2 separate regions of the Homo sapiens genome follow, and region 1 is linked to region 2. Evidence: read pairs that join two places in POLR2A ChIA-PET (ENCODE). Cell type or tissue: endothelial cell of umbilical vein. All regions are shown on one strand. Each heading gives the region's core, and the rest is flanking DNA. Links, peaks and the distances in the headings are about the cores only. Region 1 overlaps ARHGAP23 (Rho GTPase activating protein 23). Region 2 overlaps SOCS7 (suppressor of cytokine signaling 7).

The links. Peaks named below come from ENCODE experiments on the same cell type or tissue, not always from the same donor. Only the 100,000 strongest peaks of a DNase experiment are listed, where the experiment ranks them.
Region 1: POLR2A ChIA-PET joins it to region 2 with 5 read pairs; 2 of 35 experiments call an interaction of 5 or more read pairs at or near these places.

Annotation. Positions count from the first base shown.
Region 1 is chr17:38,441,897-38,450,347 of GRCh38, forward strand. The region is part of intron 1 of ARHGAP23 (Rho GTPase activating protein 23); the gene reads left to right. Among named protein-coding and RNA genes, the nearest start is that of ARHGAP23, 18 kb to the left of the region's middle. RefSeq lists an enhancer at 7,140-8,081. In endothelial cell of umbilical vein, for the core only: no CTCF peak of the experiment used is centred there; no DNase peak of the experiment used is centred there; H3K27ac peaks cover 1,071 bases.
Region 2 is chr17:38,379,617-38,388,067 of GRCh38, forward strand. The region is part of intron 7 of SOCS7 (suppressor of cytokine signaling 7); the gene reads left to right. Among named protein-coding and RNA genes, the nearest start is that of SOCS7, 32 kb to the left of the region's middle. In endothelial cell of umbilical vein, for the core only: no CTCF peak of the experiment used is centred there; no DNase peak of the experiment used is centred there.

The DNA.
Region 1 (8,451 bases), core at 2,654-6,653, 63 kb after region 2:
GAGGGCACAGAGATGCAAAGAGGATTGAAGCAGCTCCCCCCTTTTTCCCCACCCCTTTCTCCCCCACTCCTTTTTTTTGAGCCTGGATCTGGCTCTGTCGCCCAGGCTGGAGTACAGTGGCACAACCATGGCTCACTGCAGCCTTGAACTCTTGGCTCAAGCAATCCTCCCACCTCAGCCTCCCAAGTAGCTGGGACTACAGGCGTGCCCCACGGCACCTGGCTAATTTTTACTATTATTTTTGTGGAGATGGGGTCTTACTATGTTGACCAGGCTGGTCTCAAACTCCTGGGCTCAAGGGATCCTCCTGCCTCTGTCTCCCCAAGTTCTGTGATTACAGGCATGAGCCACCATGCCCGGCCCCCCTTTCTTCCTTATTCCAGCACCCCCGACTTCTGGATCTGGTTCCCTCTGAGGAAGGGGTGGGGATATAAAAAGCCCCTGCCTCTGCCAGACCCCTCCTGGGGACAGGGTTCTGGTTACCTCTAACTCTCTGAGGAAAGGCTCATTCATTCTCCAACATTTAGAAACAGTGTGCAGAGCACCCACCCTGGGCCAGGAACCAGGGATTTGACCACCAGCAAAGCAGACATGGTCCTTGCCTTCCAGGACCTACAGCCCTGTGGGGAGATGTTGGTCAAAATAAGCTCATAAATAAGTAGACACTGACAAGAGGGTGCACAGGTAACTGACCTGGTCTGGGGCCAGAGGAGGTGTGCCTGGGGAAGTGACATTTTTGTTAAGAGCAACAGGGTGGGTAGGAGTGAATCAGGGCATGGGTTGCATTCCAGAAACAGCATGTGCAAAGGACCCGAGGCTGGAAGGGTGCCTGGTCCTCACAGGAGGTGGAAGGAGGCCAGGGTGGCCAGAGCACAGAGGAAGAGGGTGTGGTGAGTGTGGGGGCCAAGGCGCGTCCCACAGGGCCTGGTGGTCATAATATTAAAATAATCAATCTGGACTGTCAGATGCCAGAGAGGTGACTGCCGCTTGGAGCAGGGCAATGGTGTAATGAAGTGAGCAGACTCCAGAGACATCTAGGAAGCAGAGTCTACTCCGATGGGGGGATGGAGCGCTGGGGCCATAATACCTGATTCTTGGTTCTCAGCAACTTTTTCAGGCTGCTATCTCTGTCTTTATTTTATAGCTGAAGAAATAAGGAAACTTGAGTGACCTTGAGTGATGATCTTGAGGTCACACAGCCAGAAAAGGGCCAGGGCCAGTACCAATGGCAAGTGTGGCCTTTTCTCTGTGTTAGCCTTCTTGATGCCAGGACAGTGGTCACTTTCTCACCATCCTCCCTGTCCCCAAGCCTCGGTGCCCCTGCAGGTCACCCAGCATTCCCTGCCTAGCACCCAACCCGGTGGAGAGCCAGGAGTTGCAGGTGGTGGGTGCTGGGTGCTACCTTCATTTCCAGAGGTTGGTTAAATGAGTTAGCGCATCTAACAGCAGCTGCCTGGGGCATAGTAAGCACTCAGCAAGTATTCTTGACTGTGTGGCTGTTATCCTGTCCCCAAATGTGGGGCCAGGCAAACTGGCAGGGGGAGGCGGGAGGAGGATCTGGAGTGAGGATGATGCCATCTGTCTTCTTCTGACCAGAGAGCCCAGCCCAGGGGGCTCCCTCATGGTAGTGACCCAGGGGAGGCTGTTTGTCCCTGCAGAGCCACTGTCCCTGCCACCTGTCCAGCTGCCTCTGGGCATCACAGACTGGATTAGGGAGTGGTTCAGTTCATAGGCAGGGCCACATGTGTGAAGGGGAAGGCAGGGGTAACCGGGAGGGATGGGCAGGGCTGGGGTGAGGGGGTGGGTGGTTTCAGGGGTGGGGCTGACAGCCTCTCCCTGAAGGGAGCCCCATGTGCCCCCGGGAGACTTTCGGAATCTGCTGAGACCTGCCCTGGGAGGGGACATGGTCTTAGCTTGACTGGGACCCAGCTCTTGCCTGAAGGAAACCAGTGTGTGCACCTGTTACCTCTGCCCAGGCTGTCAGACAACAGGAAGCACTCCTGGGGGGCGGGGGGCAGGCGGAGTCACACCTAGAGCTTTCCCCTAGTCTCCTCTGAAATGCACTGTCCAGCGTGAGACCAGGGGATGGATCTGCTGACCTTAGAGAAGAGTCATTGCAGGCATTCCCCTGCCTCTAGGAATGACTGCTCCAGTCTAGTCTGAAAAGGGGCTCTGGCCTCTCTCCTTGACCAAAGGGAGACCCCGAGATTCCACAGTTGCTCTGTCCTTCTGCAGGAGATTCTTCTCCTTTGTAGGAGATGGGGAGGGGAAGATCCCAGGGCAGGTTGGAGCTGAGGGGCCTGGGGAGCGAGGTTGAGGGAATGAGGACCCTTCTGCTCGCTCTGGGTTGTCAAGGAGACGAGGCATGCCAGCGCTGGGCCAGCAGGGGGCTCTGCTGGCCACGGGACCTGCCTGCCAGGCAGCCGAGATGTGCACCCTTCATTGTGCGGGCTCATTTCCAGGAGTGCCTGAGAGGACGCGGCGGTGTCTCTGTGGGCACACCCTTGTGTGTATGTTACAGGTGGGTGTGAGCGTGTGGCGCGTTGGAATGGGCATGTGTGTGCTTGGTGGGTTTGAGGGCCCCCACACTGAGCCAGGTTTCTGCCAAGAAAACTCTTCCAAGTTCCTGCCGGCAGCCTTGGAAGAGTTTGTGCATGACTGGGGATGGCAGCCTCTGTGGATGGCAGGCCCCCATCAACGCCAAGGACCTGATGCGTGCCAGGTTCAGGCTGGGCGATCCCCCTGTGCGGGGACCTCTAGGGCTCCAAAGATGACAGTAGAGACTCTGAGGAGGTGCAGTGGAGAAGGGACGGCAGGGAAAGGTCTTCCAGGCAGGAGGTGCCCAGCTCCTGGGCAACCTCTGTGGGCAGAGACTTCTCCTGGGCACCAAGGAGAGACCTGTTCATTTGTTTCATCTTTCAACATTTTTTTTTTTTTTGAGACAGAGTTTTGCTCTTGCCGTCCAGGCTGGAGTGCAATGGCGTGATCTCGGCTCACTGCAACCTCCACCTCCTGGGTTCAAGCAATTCTCCTACCTCAGCCTCCAGAGTAGCTGGGATTACAGGCACCTGACATCACGCCCAGCTAATTTTTGTATTTTTAGTAGAGATGGGGTTTCACCATGTTGGCAAGGCTGGTCTCAAACTCCTGACCTCAGGTGATCCAACTGCCTCGGCCTTCCAAAGTGCTGGGATTACAGGCCTGAGCCACCGTGCCTGGCCTTTTATTTTGTGTGTGTGTTTGATTTCTGACTTGGCCTTTTTAAAAAAATCACAAAATATATAATACGGCCGGGTGCTGTGGCTCACGCCTGTAATCCCAGCACTTTGGGAAGCCGAGGTGGGCAGATCACGAGATCAGGAGATCGAGACCATCCTGGCTAACACAGTGAAACCCTGTCTCTACTTAAAAAAAAAAAAAAAAAAAAAAAGATAGCTGGGCATGGTGGCTCGCATCTGTAGTCCCAGCTACTCAGGAGGCTGAGGCAGGAGAATCGCTTGAACCGGGGAGGCAGAGGTTGCAGTGAGCTGAGAGCACGCCATTGCACTCCACACTCCAGCCTGAGCAACAAGAGCGAAACTCCATCTGAAAAAATATATATATATAAAACAAAATTTATAATTTTAACCATTTTTAACTGTAAAGTGGCATTAAGTACATCCATATTATTGTGTTATCACCATAAGTGGTGATATTCCACTATCACCGTAAGTGGAATAATATAATATTTATTCATTCATTCCTTTTTTTTTTTTTGAGACAGGGTCTTGCTTTGTCACCCAGGCTGGAGTGCAGTGGTGTGATCACGGCTCACTGCAGCCTTGACGCCCTGGGCTCAAGGGATCCTCCCATCTCAGCTTCCTGAGGAGCTGGGATTATAGGTGCATGCTACCACGCTCTGCTATTTTTTTATTTTTTGTAGAGACAGGGTTTCACCGTGTCGTCCAGGCTGGCCCTGGACTCCTGACCTCAAGTGATTCTCCCACCTCAGCCTCCCAAAGTGCTGGGAATACAGGTGCTGGGATTACAGATGTGAGCCACCAAGCCCAGCCAATATTAATCCTTTCACTTAGCATAATGTCTTCAAGGTTCATCCACATTGTAGCATGTGTCAAATATCTTTCTTTTTTTTTTTTTTTTGAGACAAGGTCTGGCTCCCCTAGGCTGAGGTGTAGTGGCGCGATTTCAGCTCATTGTAACCTCCATCTCCTGTGCTCAAGCCATCCTCCCACCTTAGCCTCCCAAGCAGCTGGGACTACATGTATGTGCCACCACACCTGGCTAATTTTTTTTTTTTTTTTTTTTTTTGGTAGAGATGTTGTTTCACCATGTTGCCCGGGCTGGTCTAGAACTCCTGGGTTCAAGTAATCCTCCCACCTCAGCCTCCCAAAGTGCTGGGATTACAGGTGTAAGCCACCCCGCCTGGCCTTCACTTATTTTAAAAGGCTAAATAATACAATTATTATTATTCATATCATGTATGTATTATATGTAATACAATAATACAGACAATTTCATTGTATAGATATACCTCATTTTATTTGTCCATTCATCCGTAGATGGACACTTGGGTTGCTTCCATTTCTTGGCTGTTGTGAATAACACTGCTACAAACATGGGTGTACAAACATTTCTTCTAATCCCTGCTTTCAGTTGTTGTGGATATATACCCAGAAGTGGAATTACTGGATCATATGGTAATTCTGTGTTTAATTTTTTTTTTTTTTTTTTTGAGACGGAGTTTCACTTTTGTTGCCCAGGCTGGAGTGCAACGGCGCGCTCTTGGCTCACTGCAACCTCCGCCTCCCTGGTTCAAGCGATTCTCCTGCCTTAGCCTCCTGTCCATGTTTAATTTTTTGAGAAACTGCCATACTGATTTCCATAGCAACTCCACCATTTTATTTATTTATTTTTTATTGCTTTTTTAGAGAGGGAGTCTTCCTCTGTGGCCCAGGCTGAAGAGCAGTAGTGTGATCATAGCATCATAGCTCACTGCAGCCTCCAACTCCTGGGTTCAAGGGATCCTCCCACCTCAGCCTCCCAAGTAGCTGGGACTACAAGTGTGTGCCATCACGTTTGGCCAATTTTGCATTTTTTATAAAGATGGGGTCTCTATATGTTTCCCAGGCTGGTCTTGCACTCCTGGCCTCCCAAACACTGGGATTACAGGTATGAGCCACTGTGCCTGGCCACAGACACACCATTTTACATTCCCACAGCAATCCAATTTCTCCACATCCTCACCATTAAGAAATAATTTTTGAGCTGGGCATGGTGGCTCATGCCTGTAATCCCAGCACTTCGGGAGGCCGAGGCGGGTGGATCATTTGAGGTCAGGAGTTCGAGATTAGCCTGGCCAACATGGTGAAACCCCATCTCCACTGAAAATACAAAATTTAGCCGGGCGTGGTGGCACGTGCCTGTAATCCCAGCTACTCGGGAGGCTGAGGCAGGAGAATCACTTGAACACAGGAGGTGGAGGTTGCAGTGAGCCGAGATCTCGCCACTTCACTCCAGCCTGGGCAACAGAGACTCCGTCTGAAAAAAAAAAAAAAAAAAAAAAAAAAAAGAAATAATTTTTGAGAGCCCGCTATGCACAAAGCTCTCTAGGAGGGCAAATCCATTCTGAAAACCCAGCAGCCATTGTCCTTAGGGAGCTCTCAGTCTAAGGGGGAGACTCAGGCCAGGCCCTTGGGCATCCTCCAATCTGAGGGGAAAGACACAGGCCATGCCTTTTGGGAGACCCTAGACTGATGTGGGGCAAAAATCCCTTGTTTTCAAGGAGCACACAGTCTGATGGAGGAGGCATAGCTTCTTCCCTTTGAGGAGTCTGCAGACAGGCCTAGAGACCAGAATGGAGACCCCAGAGACAGCCAAGGGCTGCTGAGTGGGTAAATCAGGGGTACGGAGGGGTTGTGGTAAGCCCTGTCCCAATGCCAGCCTGCTGTTGCCTGGGCAATGGCCCTGGTGTTTACTTTGTGGCTGGCTAGACGCACCCTTTTCTGTAAGTGCTCATTTCCCACCAAGAGGAAAGAGGCTCCTCTTTAGTTTCCCCTTCCTCTGTTGTCCCTGAGGGAGGAACTGGCCCTCCTCTGGCACTGGAGACCCTGCCAGCCTGGCACCTTTGCCATGCTCCTTGCCTGCTGGGAGAGGCCCCATCCTGGGGTCTCATGTTGCCCACCCCTTCCCTACTCCCAGAGGGCCCATAAGGTAGTGCTCTGGGCTTGCCAAAGTTCAGCCAAGGAAGTGGGAGATCCTACTGAATCCTCCCTGCTTGGGAGGAACTGGGGCACGTCAAGAGCCTGTAGGAACCTGAGGCTGGCAGTGGGAGGTGGGGGTGATGCCGGGAAGGATGAGCTTGCCTGGGTCTATGAGCGTCCACATGTGTCACCGTGTCTTTGTGTATCCATGGCTGAGTGTCTGCATGTCTGAATGTCAGTGTGACTGTGATGACTATCCAAAAAGCCGTCGAAACAGCCTGCATTTATTAAATCCCTACTATGTGCTCTGAGCCTGTGCTAAGACTTTCTTTAATTTACTTAATCCTCCCAACAACCTTTGAGGTGGAAATACATGTCATTACCATTTTATTGATGAGGAACCAAGGCTTAAAGAGGTTAAGTAACTCACCCAAAGTCTCATATCTAGAAAGTGGTAGAGATAGGGCTCTGACTCAGCCTCCAGAGGACTCCAGATCCCGTGTGTCAGCCCCTGAGCTGTGCTGCCACTGAAAGAACTTGGGGAGTTTTTTTTTTTTTTTTTTTTTTGAGACAGGGTCTTGGTCCGTCACCCAGGCTGGAGTGCAGTGGCGCGAACACAGCTCACTGCACCCTTGACTTCCTGGGCTCAAGTGATCTTCCCACCTTAGCCTCCTGAATAGCTGGGACCAGAGGTGCACGCCACCATCCCCGATTAATTTTTAAATTTTTTGTAGAGATGGGGTCTTGCCAAGTTGCCCAGCCTTTTTTTTTTTTTTTTTGAGACCGGGTCTCACACTGCAGCCTTGACCTCCCTGGGTTCAGGTGATCCTCCCCACCTCAGCCTCCTGAGTAGTTGAGACCACAGGCATGCACTACCACACCTGGCTAATTTTTATATTTTTTGTAGAGACGGGGTTTCGCTGTGTTGCCCAGGCTGGTCTTGAACTTCTGGGCTCAAGCGATCCTCCTGCCTTGGCCTCCCAGAGTGCTGGGATTATAGGCATGAATCATCATGCCCAGACAGATTTTGAGGATTTTGTGCATTTGGCATTATCTCAGCCCACCTCCCTGATGGTGGTGGGATGTCTGGAGTGACAAGTGCTTCCTCATCTCCCTTCCCAGGCTTCCGTGGCTCTGGCCTAGTTTGAGGGAGAGGGAGCACAGTCCATCCTAACCCTGGGCAAGAGTGGCCCTACAGGGGAAGAGCACTGGGTCTGGGGAGACCCTGGGAACCATCCCCTACCCGTGGGCCAGACATAGTGCCAGTGCGGGGTGCCCAGGTTCCCGGTGATGGGGGTTATGTGTACATGGAGGGCGCTGCGGAGACACAGGCTTGCTTGGCCGGCTCATCAACTTGGCCTGCTGGGGCTTGTCAGGCGGGAGTCTCTACCCAAGCAATGCTGGGAACCAGGCATCTGAATGGGGCAAAAGGGTGGAAGAGGCCTGAGGGGGCCGCCGCCCTTGACTGAGGAGACTGGAGCAGGGTTCAGAGGCCCAGGCGTGGGCGGGGCGGGCATGTGTCAGTATCGCATTGCCTGCATGCCTGGGATGCACGGATCTGTGGTGGGATTTGCCCTGTCTGTGTGCGAGGTTGTGGAGTGGTCATGGGTCTGCGTTTGGTGGTGTGCAACTGGTGTACAGGACCAGATGGAGCTTCAAACATGCTGGATGACTCTCTTGGGGTGGGGGCATTGTTTGTCACCTGGCAGTTTGGGGCCCACATTCTGGGAAGAGTGCTGAGCAAGCTGGAGGAAGGAAAAGCAGGCAGAATCGACCCTGAGCCCCTCTCTCACTTCCTTAACCACACGCCCTGCAACACGTCAGTTTCCTTCTTGCTCCTATCTCTGACCCTTGGGACTCAGGACGCTCTCCTCCCCTTCCCCAGTGCCTACTTGCTTCTACTCCTCCAGTCCAGACCATCCTCTCCTGTGAGGGATAGCCTGGGAGGTGTCTGGCCCCACCCTCAAAAAACTGTCACCTCCCAGAGAGAAGAGGCCCTGTGCACCTGAGAGCAGGGCTCCCTTGGTTTGTGGGGGTCTCCCTTGGTGGGGGTGAAGGCAGCCGGCTTTGGCCAGAGTCTAGAACTTGGGGATCCCTAAAGGTTTCAGGAGCTGGGACAATATTCCTGAAAGACTCTCCAAAGTATCTCAGCTCCTGGCCCACAGCAGGTACTCAAGATGTGGTTAAACAAGAGGGTAATGGAAAAGGATCTGGTAAGCGGTTAGAACCCTGGGATCTGGTCCCAGCTTAG
Region 2 (8,451 bases), core at 1,876-5,875:
CTAGGAACAGGTTGAGCCAGGTGACAGGAATGTTTCTTGTAATCTTGGGGATTTGAATAAGGCATGACAGGGTGTGAACTGTATTAATTCTCACTTCATTTAGTTTTGCCTCAGTGCTGTCAACACAGTTGGGTCTTGTGCAGTTGACTTGCTTAAAGGGAAAAGTTAGATTCCTTCCTTATAGGAGTTGACTCTGCTTAGCAGTTTTTAAAGTTTATGGCTTTTTGGGGGGTTTTTATTTAACAAACATTTATTTTGTAACTTAATTATCAAAAATAAGCTACCTTTCTGCCTTCAGAGAAGTCATAGTCTAAAAGAAGGGACAGGAAGGAAGACAAAGGTCAGAGCACATGTTCAAGTCAGTATAAAGCATGTGGTGGTAACCAGCAAGAGTAGGGTAGTCAGCTCTGCCTGTGGACAAGCCCGGGAAATCTCAAAGAAGATTCTGGACTCTGGAACATCACTCTATTTGTAGAATATTGAGAAAACTTCGTGGAATATTGGACTCCTCAGATACAGCTTATTTCATTGTACAAATGTACCCTGTCTGCAGATATTTTAACCAAGATTCTTAGCATTGTATTAAGGGCTAGAGTGTGTAGTGTTTGCAACTATTAATATTGAGTGCCTGTTAGATGCCAGGTACTTGGCCAGGCTCTTTATTTAAATATATTGACATTTTTACAACAACCTCAAAGTTAGGTAATATAGATCAATCTATTAAAATAATATGGCTGGGCTCGGTGGCTCACGCCTGTAATCCCATCACTTTGGGAGTCCGAGGTGGGTGGATCACCTGAGGTCAGGAGTTTGAGACCAGCCTGACCAACGTGGTGAAACCTCGCCTCTACTAAAAATACAAAATTAGCCAGGTGTGGTGGTGCACGCCTGTAATCCTAGCTACTCTGGAGGCTGAGGCAGGAGAATCGCTTAAAACCCAGGAGGCTGAGGTTGCAGTGAGCTGAGATTGTGCCACTACACTCTAGCCTGGGCCCCCAAGCAAGACTCTGTCTCAAAAAAAAAAAAATAATAATAATAATGATAATGATGTGTCCAACATGGTGAAACCACACCTCTACTAAAAATACAAAAATTAGCCAGGCATGGTGGCGGGCACCTGTAGTCCCAGCTACCTGGGAGGCTGAGGCAGGAGAATCACTTGAACCTGGGAGGTGGAGGTTGCAGTCAGCCAAGATTAAGCCACTGCACTTCAGTCTGGGTGACAGAGGGAGACTCTGTCTCCAAAAAATAAAAATAAAATAAATTTAAAAATAAAATAATACATGAGACTTCATTTTGCCAGTGAGGAAACTGAGGCTGAAGCTCAAAAGTTAAGTTACTTACTCTAAAGGTAACTCGGTTGATCAGTGCTGAAGCCAGAATTCAAACCTGGGCTTGACTACAAATCCTTGACTTTATTTCCCACCGGTCTGTTATTGGAAGAGGTAGTAGTAATCAGATTGAAAGTTTGCTGGCATTTGTGGAAACTACCTAAAGAAGGTAGAACCATGTTTACTGGGGGCAGGAGGGTGCACATGCTCCAGTTGAATATCTGTGTATACTTAAAATTGTAATCAAGTTGAGAGGGCAAAGCAGAGCTATTGCCCCTCGACCCTAAGTGACCTCTCTTTGAAGGATAGGGCCAAAGAAGACAAAGCCTTTACCACTGTTTGCTGCCCTCTTTTGCTTATAAAGGGGAAGGCATTATATAAGCTTGATTTTATTAGAGGAGACTATTAGGGTGAGGAAGAGGTAGGTATTAGCATTTAGGTTGAGCTCTGTCAGTCTGCGTCAGGGATTTTAACTTGATCGATTCAGAAAGGAGGCTGTGTGTTCAGACTTTGGAATGATGACAACTGAACACCTACAAGGAGCCAGGTGTTATTCCATTTAACCAAGTGTTACCCTTTGAGGGGATAGTACCGTCTCCTTTTTATTTTTTTTCTTTTTGAAAAAGCAAAAGAAACTGAGGTCCAGTGAGTTGCAGAACCAGGATGAGATCTCAGGTTTTTCTGGCTCAGATCCCAGAGCTGGATGCAGTAGGAGGGTGTTAAGACTGGTATCAGGCTTGGCGCAGTGGCTCACGCCTGTAATCCCAGCACTTTGGGAGGCCAAGGTGGGCGGATTGCCTGAGCTCAGGAGTTCAAGACCACCCTGGGCAATATGGTGAAACCCCATCTCTACTAAAATACAAAAAATTAGTTGGGCATGGTGGTGCACATCTGTAGTCCTAGCTATTTAGGAGGCTGAGGCATGAGAATTGCTTGAGCCCCAGAATTGGAGATTGCAGTGAGCCAAGTCATACCACTGCACTCCAAAGACTCTGTCTCAAAAAAAAAAAAAAAAAAAAAAAAAAAACCTAAAAAAACTAAACCCCTAACACCAGACAGCAGTGAGAGTGTGACTGATGTCACACAAAACCTCTGATCCTATTAGAGCCAGGCTAAAAGCAAACATACCCTTTTTAATTGAGAGAATCTTCATCTGTAAAGTTCGTGAAGAAAAAAATATCTTTAAAAAATCATGCTTTGATCAGGCTTGGTGGCTCACATCTGTAATCCCAGCACTTTGGGAGGTAGAGGTGGAAGGATTGTTTGAGCCCAAGAGTTCTAACTAGCCTGGATAATGTAGAGAGACCTCATCTCTACAAAAACAAAACAAAACAAAAAAGCCTAGCCACATGTGATGGTGTGTGCCTTTGGTCCCAGCTGCTTGGGAGGCTGAGGTAGGAGGATCTCTTAGGCCGGGTAGGTCAAGGCTGCAGTGAGCTGTGATTGCACCACCACACTCCAGCCTGAGTAATAGAGCGAGACCCTATCTCAAAAAAAAAAAAAAAAAAAAAAAATCATGCTTTGAATTGGACAGCTCATTTTTGTTTGTTTGTTTCAAGATGGAGTCTACCCCAGTCACCCAGGCTGGAGTGCAATGGCACGATCTCGGCTCACTGCAACCTCCTCCGCCTCCCGAGTTCAAACGATTCTCCTTCCTCAGCCTCCCGAGTAGCTGGGATTACAGGCGCCCGCCACCACGCCCAGCTAATTTTTGTATTTTTAGTAGAGACGGGGTTTCACCATGTTGGCCAGGCTGCCCTTAAACTCTTGACCTCATGGTCCACCTGCCTCAACCTCCCAAAGTGCTGAGATTACAGGCGTGAGCCACCACGCTTGGCGGAATTGGACAGCTCTTTAAGGAAATTGGTTACTTCCTCTTTTGTAACCCTTGTTAAGTTTATAATTACTTGTTCAGTGACATGTCTTCCCTGTTTACCAGGGTTTCTCAGCTCTGCATTATTGACATTTTAGGCTGGACAGTTTTTTGTTGTGGGGTCTGTCCCGTGTATTGGAGGAAGCCCTAGCTTTTGCCCACTAGATGCCAGGAGCACTCACCCCCACCCCAAGCTGTGACAATCACATTATGTCTCCATATGTCCCTGGGGGCCAAAATCATCCCCAGTTGGGAAACATTGTTATATACCATAGGGGTTAAAAAGTACAAGTTCTGGATCCAGAGCACCGAGTGCTACCCCAGGTCCTGCCAGTTACTAGCTCTGTGATCTTAGGCATGAACTGAACCTCTCTTGCCTCAGTTTCCTCAACAGTAAAATGGGGATGATTATAGTACCTCACTTATAGGGTTGTTTTGAGGAATGCAAGAGTTAACTCATGTAAAATATTTAAGACAATGCCTGACACAGAGTAAGCACTCAACAGATGTTACTTTTCTCAGTGCTCTCTAAGATGTAGGTGCATAGGAAGTGTTTAAGGTGGTATCTCTGGTGTTCTCCTGGCCCTATAAAGGTGGTACCCAAGATAATATGTGTTGAATGATACTCTGGGTGGCCCCTCAGATATCCTTGTGATATCCTTTGAGATGCCCTTTGTCGTTATTTTATCTTACCTGTCTGATTGCCAGGTCATCCAGAGCAAGAACTGTCTTTCCTTAGCTCTATATTATTTTGAGATGAAGTCTCACTTTGTTATGCCCAGGCTGGAGTGCAGTGGCGCAATCTCGGCTCATCGCAACCTCTGCCTCCTGGGTTCAAGCAATTCTCCTGAGTAGCTGGGATTATAGGCGCCCACCATCACGCCCGGCTAAATTTTTGTATTTTTTAGAGACGGGGTTTCACCATATTGGTCAGGCTGGTCTCGAACTCCTGACCTTAGGTGATCCACCCGCCTCGGCCTCCCAAAGTGCTGGGATTACAGGGGTGAGCCACCGCGCCCAGCCTGCTCTATATTATTTTGTATATTAGAACACTCAAACATTTGCTGATGAGATATTAGACATACTCAGAAGAGGTTATTTCACTTACGCTTGTGAAAGAAGCCAGGAGTCCTTTCCTGGGGATTTGTGACCAGTGTCTCTGAGCATCTCCCCAGTAAGCGGTTCGTCCTTGTTTTATAGGTACAGAGTCATGCCACTGATGGGGCTCCCCTCCTTGCTCTGGCTGCATGACCCCCTTTAGCAACACCGTAAGACTCCCTTGAGGATATTTGCAAACTAGACTTATTCCTGGCTTATTACCTGCTTTATGTTTATTTGTATGGTGTGCAGAATGGTGTAATAAACCCTGTGTATCCATCACCCAGCCCCAGCAACCATCAGCCCATGGCCACTCCTGCCCTGTTTGTATACCTGTCCACTTCTTCATTGCATATTAGTGTTTAGTGTTTAAATATACTTTTGTTTTGTTTTGTTTTGTTTTGAGACAGGGTCTCACTCTGTCACTCAGGCTGGAGTACAGTAGTGCAATCATGCCTTGACCTCCCAGGCTCAAGTGATCCTCCCACCTCAGCCTCCCAAGTAGCTAGGACTACAGGCATGGGCCACCATGCTCGGCTAATTTTTCAATTTTTTTGTTGAGACAAGGTGTTTCTATGTTGCACAGGCTGGTCATGAACTCCTGGGCTCAAGTGATCTTCCCTTCTTAGCCTCCCAAAGTGTTGAGATTACAGGTGTGAACCACCATGCCCAGCTTCTTTTTTTTTTCTTTGAGATGGAGTCTCCCTCTGTCACCCAGGCTGGAGTGCAGTGGTGCGATCTCGGCTCACTGCCACCATCCACATCCCGGGTTCAAGTGATTCTCCTGCCTCAGCCTCCTGAGTAGCTGGGATTACAGGCACACACCACCACACCTGGCTAATTTTTTAATTTTTAGTAGAGGCAGGGTTTTACCATGTTGGTCAGGCTTGTCTTGAACTCCTGACTTTGTGATCCACCCGCCTCAGCCTCCCAAAGTGCTGGGATTACAGGCGTGAGCCACTGCACCCAGCTCTTTTTTTTTTTTTTTTTTTTTTTTGACGGAGTTTTGCTCTTATTGTCCAGGCTAGAGTGCAGTGGCGCAATCTCAGCTCACTGCAACCTCCGCCTTCCGGTTTTGAGCAATTCTCCTGCCTCAGCCTCCCAAGTTGCTGGGATTACAGGCATCCGCCACCACGCCCAGCTAATTTTTTGTATTTTTAGTAGAGACGGGGTTTCATCATGTTGGTCAGGTTGGTCTTGAACTGCTGACCTCGTGATCCACCCGCCTCAGCCTCCCAAAGTACTGGGATTACAGGTGTGAGCCACCGTGCCCAGCAGCACTTCTTTTTTAATTTGTAGTTTTCTTCCTCCATTTCTTTTTCCCTTTTTTTCTTGCAATTTATATATTTAAAATATTGTTATGTTTGGAGTTTACCTATTGCTTCTCCATGACGTTGTTTAATATGTTCCTCTGTACTCTGAATTTCCTGTAAAATGGTAATTGAATTCAAAGGCTTACCCAATTTGGATTCGTTGGGGAGGGGGAGCAGCGTGACAGCATTACTTCATCTGAATTTCTTTTCTTTCTTTTTTTTTTTTTTTAAATAGAAAACCACAAAAATCATATGCATGGTTTAATATTATTATAAGGTGAACACCACTCAGGCAAAGGAACCAAAACTTTTCCAGCCACTCCAGAAATCCTTCCGTGTGCCCCATACTAATCTCTACACCTGTCTTTATAATAATCACTTCCTTTCATTTTTCCATGAATGCTTTTATCACCCCAGTGTATATCCCTGAACACTATAGTTTGATATTGCTCATTTGAAAAAAATTTCATGTCTTTTAAATATCTTAATCTGTGGCTTTTTCTTTCATTTCCTTACGATTTACTTATTGAATAATTGGGCTGTTTGACCTGGAAAATTTCCTTGGATTTTACTAATTACGTACTCTTGTTGGAGTTTAGCATGTTGTCCTGTCTTCTGTATTTCTTACAAATTAGCAGGAGTCTGATTCAAACTCAGGCTTGACTGAACATATAATAGTAGCTCATGCCTAAAATCCCAGCACTTTGGGAGGTGAGGCAGGAGGATCGCTTATACCCAGGAGTTCAAGACCTGCCTGGGCAGCATGGTAAGACCCTGTCTCTACCAAAAAAATAAATTAAAAACTAGCCGAGGCCAGGCGCGGTGGCTCAGGCCTGTAATCCCAGCACTTTGGGAGGCCGAGGCAGGTGGCTCACCTGAGGTCAAGAGTTTGAGACCAGCCTGACCAACATGGGGAAACCCTGTCTCACTAAAAATATAAAAATTAGCCAGGCATGGTGGCCCAGACCTGTAATCCCAGCTACTTGGGAGGCTGAGGCAGGAGAATGGCCTGAACCCAGGAGGCGGAGGTTGCAATGAGCCAAGATTGTGCCACTGCACTTCAGCCTGGGCAAAAGAGGGAGGCTGTGTCTCAAAAAAAAAAAAAAAAAAAAAAAAATTAGCCAGGTGGCCGAGGCAGGGTAATCGCTTGAGTCTGTGATGTCAAGGCCACAGTGAGCTGTGTTCATGCCACTGCACTCCAGCCTGGGTGACAGAGTGAGACTGTATCTCAGAAACAAACAAAAAAACTGAGGCTTGATCCTTTTAGCAAGATTATATAGGTAGTATTTGGCATGCCCATAGGAAACACATGATGTCTGGTTGTGTCTCTTTTTGTGATCTTAGCAGCTGTTCATTGGGAGTTGCAAAATGATGATACTCTAATTTTATCACTTTTTATTTATTAGATGGAATAGTTTTATAGAGACATTTCTCCTCATTTATTATTTACCAAATTCATATAGAAAAAGCAGGATAAATGCTTGACTCTTTTTCTTTATTTACTAATTTTCAAGATAACGAATTGGTTCCCTATCATCCTTTGAAGGTGACCATTTGAAAAATATAATTAATGGCCGGGCACAGTGGCTCATGCCTGTAATCCCAGCACTTTGGGAGGCTGAGGTGGGCGGATCATGAGGTCAGGAGATTGAGACCATCCTGGCTAACACGGTGAAACCCCGTCTCTACTAAAAAATAGAAAAAATTAGCTGGGCGTGGTGGTGGGCACCTATAGTCCCAGCTACTCGGGCAGCTGAGGCAGGAGAATGGTGTGAATCGGGAGGCAGAGCTTGCAGTGAGCTATCGCGCCACTGCATTTCAGCCTGGGCGACAGAGCGAGACTCTTATCTTAAAAAAAAAAAAAAAAAAAAATATATATATATATATATATATATATGTATGTATATATATATATATATATGATTAATTCAGCCAGGTGCAGTGACTCACGCCTGTAATCCCAGCATTTTGGGAGGCCGAGGCAGTTGGATCACCTGAGGTCAGGAGTTAAACACCAGCCTGGCCAACATAGCTAAACCCCATCCTCTACTAAAAATACAAAAAAAATAGCCGGGCGTGGTGGTGGGCACCTGTAATCCCAGCTACTTGGGAGGCTGGGGCAGGAGAATCACTTGAACCTGGGAAGTGGAGATTACAGTGAGCCGAGATCACCCCACTGCACTCCAGCCTGGGTGACAGAGAGACTCTGTCTCAAAAAAATATATACATATATACACAATATATAGTATATATATACACAATACATAATATATATACACAATATATTGTATATATTATATACACAATATATAGTATATATATACACAATACATAATATATATACACAATATATTGTATATATTATATACACAATATATTGTATATTATATATACAATATATTGTATATTATATACACTATATATTGTATATATTATACTATATATTTTATATATTTATATATTTATATTATACATATTATATATATACTATATATTATATACATATAAAATTCATGGAATTAAACATACTTAATGGCTTTCTTTTTTTTTTTTTTTGAGACAGAGTCTCACTCTGTCACCCAGGCTAGAGTGCAGTGGCGTGATCTTGGCTCACTGCAACCTCCGACTCCCGGGTTCAAGCGATTCTCCTGCCCCAGCCTCCCATGTAGCTGGGATTACAGGCACGTGCCACTACACCTGGCTAATTTTTTTGTATTTTTAGTAGAGACGGGATTTCGCCATGTTGGCCAGGCTGGTCTCGAACTCCTGACCTCAGGTGATCCAACTGCATTGGCCTCCCAAAGTGCTAGGATTATAGGCATAGGTGTGAACCACC